Linked DNA regions of Homo sapiens: region 2 is linked to region 1. Evidence: chromatin contacts called from ENCODE Hi-C or POLR2A ChIA-PET data. All regions are on one chromosome and are shown on one strand. Each heading gives the region's core, a stretch centred on a gene start or an enhancer-like site at or near the end of the contact. The rest is flanking DNA. Distances are from core to core; before and after follow the strand shown.

Region 1 (3,470 bases), core at 477-2,976:
TCTCCAGCCAGGAAGGAATTTGCTCTCCTGGAAATGGAGCAGCTGAGGTCTCTGTGTCCAGGCAGCCGAGAGAGTGTTTGCAAGGAGGGTTTTAATGAACTGATTAGATATAGAGGAGTGGATGGCACCTGGGATCTTGTGTCAGCCCAGCACAGCTTCCAATCCCAGCCCAGGCAAGAGGTGCTCCCTGGCTGTAAACAGCCTAAGGCGATACCTGCCTTTCATGGTAGTTAGGGGAAAAGGGCATTAAATTAGATAATGCAAGAGACAATGAGGGCTAGAAAGGGACTCAGTTTTACTGTGGGTGCTTCACTCCCTGGCTCTGGGTTCTCAGGCAAGTCACTGATTGTTTCTAAGCCTCAGTTTCCTCATCTGTAACGCGAGGGATATTAAACAAACTCACACCCCAGAGTTGTGAGAAATACTAAAAGAAACAAACATATGTAAAAGCATCTTGCAAAATGCAAAGGCAAGTGGACACTGCTGTTAGTGTGAATTTATTGCTCAGCTTCTAGACTGTGGGAGGTGATGAGCAAATCTAGAAACTTCTGCCATGCAACTATCAAGTGGGAGTCCTTGCCCATCTCACTTGATCCCAGGAGCCTAGCATGGGAACCGGCACGTAGTACATGCTCAATGTGCATTTGTGGAATGAACCAATGAGTCAGTGAAGGAAGGAACGGACTTCCTGTTCACTTAAGCAGATCTGCCGCCATCCCACCCACTCAGAAAGTATGCCTAGAAAGCGCCCTGCAAGGCTGGGCACAAAGATGGCACTAGACCAAGTCAACCTCAGGCTAGAGCTTGAGTCCACTGGTGCCTTTGTGAGTTTGTCTATTGCTTGAGGTCCTTTCAGGAGCTGTGCTTGGTGCTGGGAGTATGGCTGTAAACAAAGCAGATGAGGACAGTGAGAAAACTGACTCATCTCTTCTAAATTTCTGAAACGTGTGGTTTCCGACTCCTGCAGTGGAGCCTGAAGCCCAGGGTGGGACTTCATTTTGTTCAATGTTGCATCCCCGATTATAGAACGGAGTCTGGTACTTAGAAGACTCCTTTTCAACATTTTTTTTTATAGGAATGAACATCATTTTTTCTTTTGGATGCAAAACCCATGGCCAGAGAAGGGATGCCATTTGCCCTGATTCCCAGTTAGGAGGTGGTGAAATGGAGAGCTTTGAACATGGGTCTGATTCCAAAGTCCAGACAGGAAGTGGCTCAGGTAGTAGAGTTGGCTTTAGTTTCGGGCAGGGGGGCAAGAAAGGGAGTAGGTATTCTAGGGAGAGGAAAACCAGGGCAGGGGTGTTGAGGGAAGAGGTGAGGGGAATGAAGGCGGAGAGGAAGCCTGGGAGAATGATTCAGCCGCCTGGCCGCCTGCTGTGTAGGGGGAGGGGCACAGGGTTCTTCCCTTTCTTGTTGCCATAACGACCCTGGACCACTCTTCCCCTAAACCTCCCTGCCCACCTGTTCTCCACCCTGAAACCGCTCTTGCAGTTCCTAGGCCTGGGAGCTGGGCCAGAGAAGCAGCCTCAGAGAGGGTAGGGCAGGCTCTGTCCTCCCCAAGGGGGCCTGGGGGAAGAGGATACCAGATGCCCAAAGACAAGAAGAGGCAGAAAATCCTCATGTCAGGTGCCACTCACCTCTCTGGGCAGTCCCTGCTCTCCCTTGTGGGCCCCGGTTTCTGGCAGGGCTGGGCTCAAGGTAATTGGCTTCCCCTGGTGTGTGTGGGAGATCCGGTTTTGACAGAGACAGCTGGTGTCATAAATTGCCTGTCTCATCCGGTTACCGTGCGATGGCAGACAGCAGCTCAGAGATGGGCCTGGGGGCTGGGGGGAGAGTGGCAGGGAGGAGAGCGGCTGCAGCTTCTTTGTAGGACCCACACTCCACATGTGGGCAGGTGCTCCTGCAAGTGTGAGGAGGTGTGTGCCACTGGTGTGAGCTGGGACCCCATCCTGCGTGGGTGAGCCTGCTGTGAACAAGGAAGCCTGTGTTCAACGGAGTATGGGTGTGCATCTGTGCATCCGTAGGGATGACTGTACAAATAGGTGTGTTTCCAGGCTGCCTACGAGGCTGTACATGTGTGTGAAAGGCAAAGTAATAATGAGAATGTTCATGCGTAGTTTTAGATGTTAGCACAGGGAAGACCAGGAGGTCTCACAGGGAGTGTAAGAGAGTGTATGCAGGCATTTTCAGGGCTGCGTGTCAGTTTGTGGACTTACGGTGTTGTGCATGCACAATGCCTGCACCCACAGCTGTAAGTGCAATTATATACCCTGCTCCTCACTCCGGGAAAGGGTGTGTGTTTGTGTGTGTGTGTGTGTGTGTGTGTGTGTGTGTGTGTATGTAAGGGGATGAGTTTTTGGCAAATGTAAGGTTGTATCTCCCTTGCCATTTCCCATGCCCAGATAGGCACCCACCAGTCGAATACAAAGCCCACAGTCACGACCCAAACACCTGAGCCCCCCAAACTCTATCAGACACATGCATGGGAGCTCTGAGACCTCCTTCTCCACCTCCCATGCAGCACCCCGCTCCCGCTTCATGCTTTAGGGGCTAGCAGACAGGAAGCAGGGGAAATAGAAAGGGCCTCAGATAGATGCCAGACATTCGAACTTCAGTGCACAGTGGAATCACCTGGGCCAGAGTGGGGGTGGGGTTTGAAAATGTCAGTTTCCCCGGAAGCCCATCCTGGAGGTTCCAACTCAGTGACTTCTGAATGCAGTCCTTATTCTGCATTTTTAACAAGCGTCATCAGGTCATTTGGACACAGGGGTCAGGAACCACAACCGGATACACAGTCCGGAACCCCCAGGCCCACTCCTCACCAGGGTCTCTTTGCAGCTTTCCCAGGGGGCCATCAACTGCTGGACCCTTGGTGCCCTAGGAGGTCATTCAGAGCAGGAGCGCCCTTGACTGTCCCATTTAGGGCTCTCATTTTACACAAGGCAAAGCCAAGGCCCAAAGAGGGGAGGGGCATGCCCAGGGTCACAGAGGGAGGAGTCCGCAGAGCTGGGAGCCAGGCTCTTTGCTCCGAAGCACACCCTCTTTCCACCACACCCCCAAATCCAGATGCTTGGAATCCAGACCCTAAAAGCACAGGTTCACCGAGGGCTGAACAGCTGCAGCACCTGAGATACTCAGGTCCCTCCTCCAGACCAGGTGATCATGTCCAGCTCCTCGCTGCCTCCTCCCTGCCTCCCGACAAGTATGCTCTTGGAAAATCCCAGCATTAGAGACAGGGTTCAGGGTCACATGGCTTGCCCCTAAAGAGAGGGGCTCGGGGGCTCTTTCCCAGTTTAACAAATGCCCTCCCCTCTTGTGTTCTGGAAGGAGTGGGCTGAGGAGGAAGGAGGAGGGACTTATTCAGCCACCTGTGTCTCCATGACAGCCACTCTTTTTTTTTTTTTTTTTGAGACAGAGTCTCACTCTGTTGCTGAGGCTGGAGTGCAGCGGCACCATGTCAGCTCACTGCA
Region 2 (3,470 bases), core at 661-3,160, 200 kb before region 1:
TGGGGAGCGGCGGGGCAAAGTCCCAGCGGTCCAGGCGGGGGTCGTAACGCTCCACCGAGTTCAGACACTCTCCGCCGATGGCATACAGGTGCCCGTCCAGGGCCACCAGCCGGCAGTGCGGCCGGGCCTGGTTCAGCGGGCACACCTCGCTCCAGATCCCCGTGAGCGGGTTGTAGCAGAAGACGCGGCTGGAGGGCTGGTGCCCGGGCCCCTGGCAGCCGGACACCACGAAGAGATAATTGAAGAGACTGCAGATGGCACAGCCCCGGGACACGGCCTCGGGGGGCATGCGAGCCAGCGGGCGCCAGACATCCTGCTCATCGTCATAGCAACAGAGGCCGCCGGAGTCTTCCTTGGGGCACACGTCAGCCACCACCAGGTACTGGCGGCCCCGGAGCCGGCGCTGCAGGATCAGCTCGCGCTCTGCCCCGCTCAGGCACCCGTAGATGTCCGGGCTGCGCAGCACCTGCAGGTAGTTTTCGCTCATCACCTTGTAGGCCGCCTCTTTCAGGGCCTCCAGGTTCTGCCTCTTGGCCAAGGTCAGCACCTCATAGCAATTGCCCAGATCCAGGCGGACCTGTGGGGCTGAAGCAGGGGTGAGCGGGATATGGAAGAAATTGGTCCCGGCCACCGGCTGCACATGGGGCTCCCGGCTGCTTCTGCCTAAGCCAGGCAGGGCGCCCGGGTCTGGGCAGGGTGGAGCGGGGAGCCGGAAGCCATCTGGCTGCAGCTGCAGCTCTGGGTTCTCCGCTATCTGCAGAAGGCTCTCCTTCCGGCTGAAGCCTCGGGTGGAGGGCCACGGCCCTGTCTGCGGGGAGGCGGCTCTTTCGGCTGCACCCTTTGTGTCACCGGCTTGGCCTCCCGAGGCAGCCCCTGTTCCCAGGGACCCTGGCGGTGGCCTAGGGGATGGAACCTCAGTCAGGGCTGCTGTCCTGGGAGCCAGCCTGCCCTGGAAGATGGCCTGAGAGGTAGATTCCACATAGTAGTCGTACACCTTGCCCTTGAGCCGGGGCTCAACCCCCTCCGCCTTCTGTATGAAATGCTCCTCCATTCGGACGCGGGCTATGGATGAGAAGGTATAGGAGGAGTTGGGGGCGCCCTCCTGCTGATGCAGGGTCAGGTCAACATCGGAGGCAGCCTCGAGAGCCCCAGCCTCTTCTCTGCTGACCCCTATCACACGGGTGAAGACCCAGCTCTGGTTCATGTCACTGCTGCCTTGCAAGGGAGCCACGTAGTGACAGTGGGGAGGTTCTAGTTGCCCCAGTCCTGGATGCTCACGGGGTTTACTGTCCTGCCATGGAGAAGGCTCACCACCGGCACAGCTGCCGTCGGCTGCTGCAATGAGTCCAGCTGGGGAGCTCTTCGGTTCGCTGCCCAAGCGGGGGAAATGGGGAGGGTCAGGGTTACTGCCAACAGCTGTTCTGGTTTCCTGGCTGGGGCAGCAAGGAGGCACCTGCTCAGAGTCCGAGCCCTGCCCGCCCCGCTCCTCACCTGAGCCTTTTCTCTGGGGCTTCCTGTCTGTGGAAGTGGCCCCCGTGACCAGGACATAGGGGCCTCTTGGATTCTCACAGCTGCAGCCCTGTGGTGCTTCAGCCCGCTTGCTGCTCCTCCGACGTCTTGGCCCCCTCAGGAGCACCCCAGGAGAAGCCTCCTGTACAGCAGGCTGCCCTGAGCCCTCTGCTTCCTCCTTGGCTTCTGCCTGGCCATTCCCACCCCACCGCTGGGCTGGGGCAGGCCTCGACTTGTACAGCCTGTAGGCCACAGTCACCAGGAGCAGGGCAGCGGCTGACAGCACCACCTTGCCGGTCAGCTGCATATCCAAATGCCAGTCCTGGGCCTCTGCTCCTCTGGGGAACATGCTTCTCCAGCCAACCTGGGGCTGAGGAATGTCAAGAATCTGATTAATAATTGCCCAGTAGGGACCAGTTCCTGGGTCCTGCTGAGCGGAGGGGAGGGAGTTCTGGGCTGGTTCTGGCTGGCCAGCCGAGGAGAGGAGAGGAGCAAAGGTGACTTTGAGCTGCAGAGGGTGGCCGCTGGGGCCCAGAGCTGGCAGATCCCAGCGGCTGGCCTCCTTCCATGCTTCCCTGGTGGCTGGGGTGGGGGGCCCGCCCAGGGGCTGAGCTTGTGATCAGCCACCTAAGCCAGCTCTGTGGTCAGCAGCTAGGGGATGTTAGGAGTATCCAGTGGGCATACAAAAGAGGAGGAAGCTCTTAACCAAACAGTCACCCGATGCCAGGAAATGCATGGGGTTGGTTATTCTTTATGTGTGTGCTTTATTTTCTCTTTTGCAAGTCCACTGGGCTCAGAGGCTTGGGTGTGGTGAGTCATGGGCAGGTGGAGCCCCAGTAGGCGTGGATGGGGTCATTCTTGTGAGGTCTGCTGGTCCTCACAGTGGGGTCAACTTTATGCTGGCCAAGCAGGGAACGGGAACATGGCAGTGGAGTCTGGAGCCAGGGCATGCAGCCAAGCCACCTGAGCCGGCCCTTGAGTGCCTCTGCCCTCCTTCCCTGCCTGACAAGTTTATTAAGAAAAACCAGCCTTTCTGAGAACAGTGGAGAAAGACATTGCATTAGTGCTCAGATCGGGGTTAGATGTGGACACATCTTCTCTTTTAAAACCAGACAATCTCCTACGGTGAAAGATTGAGGGAAGACTCACGTCTCCCAGACCCCCCCTCACCATTTCCCCTCCCCCATCACCAGTGCTGTGGGTCCTGGACCCAGACTACCTGGCTCTGCTACTTACCAACTATATGACCTTAGGCAAGAGACCTCACCGCTCTGTGCTTTGTCTGAAAAAGGAGGATGACAGCATACGCACCTCATCAGCTTGTGGGGAGAACTAAATGGGCTACTAGGAATAAACACTGGGGCAGAGCCCCCATCATGAAAGCTTAGTAAATATGAACTATTCTCTGCTTCTTCCTCCTTTTCCTCTTTCTGATCATCGGCACCATCATCGCTAGTATCAATTGTCATCAGAGGACCTTCCAAAGCACAGAACTAATTCTACCCTTCTCCTGACCAAGGTCCTCAAAGAGTCCCCAAAGTCCTGTGCAGGGGTCTCAAACTCTTGCTGCATATGGAGGCTGGGTAGGTAAAGTGAACAAGTAAGGACGTCTGTCCGCCCCACCCCAGCCGATGGTATCAGGCCCAGCATTGCCTCATCCTCCCACTGTCGCAAAAAGCTTAGAATCCCAGTAGTGACATAATCACTCTCAATTTTAAAATGTTGGCATCTGATTCAAAAATGAAACTGAAAAACACTGTGGGCCACAGGAAGCACACGCATGGGAGGAATTTGGCTCTGAAGGCTTTGACTCTAGGAGACAATCCTGACTCCCTATGCCGACGTTCACAACTCTCTGTGTACCAGCTTCGGTTTACTCTTCCAGATGCATCTCCTGATCACTGCCTAGCAAACCGGGCTCAGGGTGACTTCTTGGCAGGGAAGGCTGGTGGACATCCCTC

Evidence for each region. Hi-C counts contacts between places; a loop is a spot of excess contacts on that map. ChIA-PET counts read pairs that join two places held with the same protein, here RNA polymerase II (POLR2A). Pooled maps may share reads with other maps.
Region 2: a map with no recorded cell type shows a loop between it and region 1 (4-fold over the local background). The contact joins the promoter of KLHDC7A here to the enhancer-like site in region 1. A Hi-C loop is called at or near these places in 2 of 168 maps with a recorded cell type or tissue (HepG2 and OCI-LY7), 1 of 37 single-sample maps with no recorded cell type and 1 of 50 pooled maps. POLR2A ChIA-PET finds 5 or more read pairs at or near these places in 2 of 52 experiments (H1 and WTC11).

The regions. Positions count from the first base shown.
Region 1 is chr1:18,281,504-18,284,973 of GRCh38, reverse strand. All of the region lies in intron 2 of IGSF21 (immunoglobin superfamily member 21), which reads right to left. Among named protein-coding and RNA genes, the nearest start is that of IGSF21-AS1, 110 kb to the right of the region's middle. RefSeq lists a silencer at 792-992 and enhancers at 945-1,591, 684-1,883, 1,884-2,003, 1,592-2,238. Within about 2 kb of position 1,726, at least 3 of the 41 ENCODE cell types and tissues checked have a DNase peak (open chromatin) inside an H3K27ac peak, as active enhancers do; they include OCI-LY7, where a contact is called at or near this core.
Region 2 is chr1:18,479,370-18,482,839 of GRCh38, reverse strand. It overlaps KLHDC7A (kelch domain containing 7A), which reads right to left and starts at 1,910. Exons shown (of 1, transcript NM_152375.3): 1 at 1-1,910. The coding sequence starts at 1,858. RefSeq lists enhancers at 1,088-1,959, 1,960-2,832.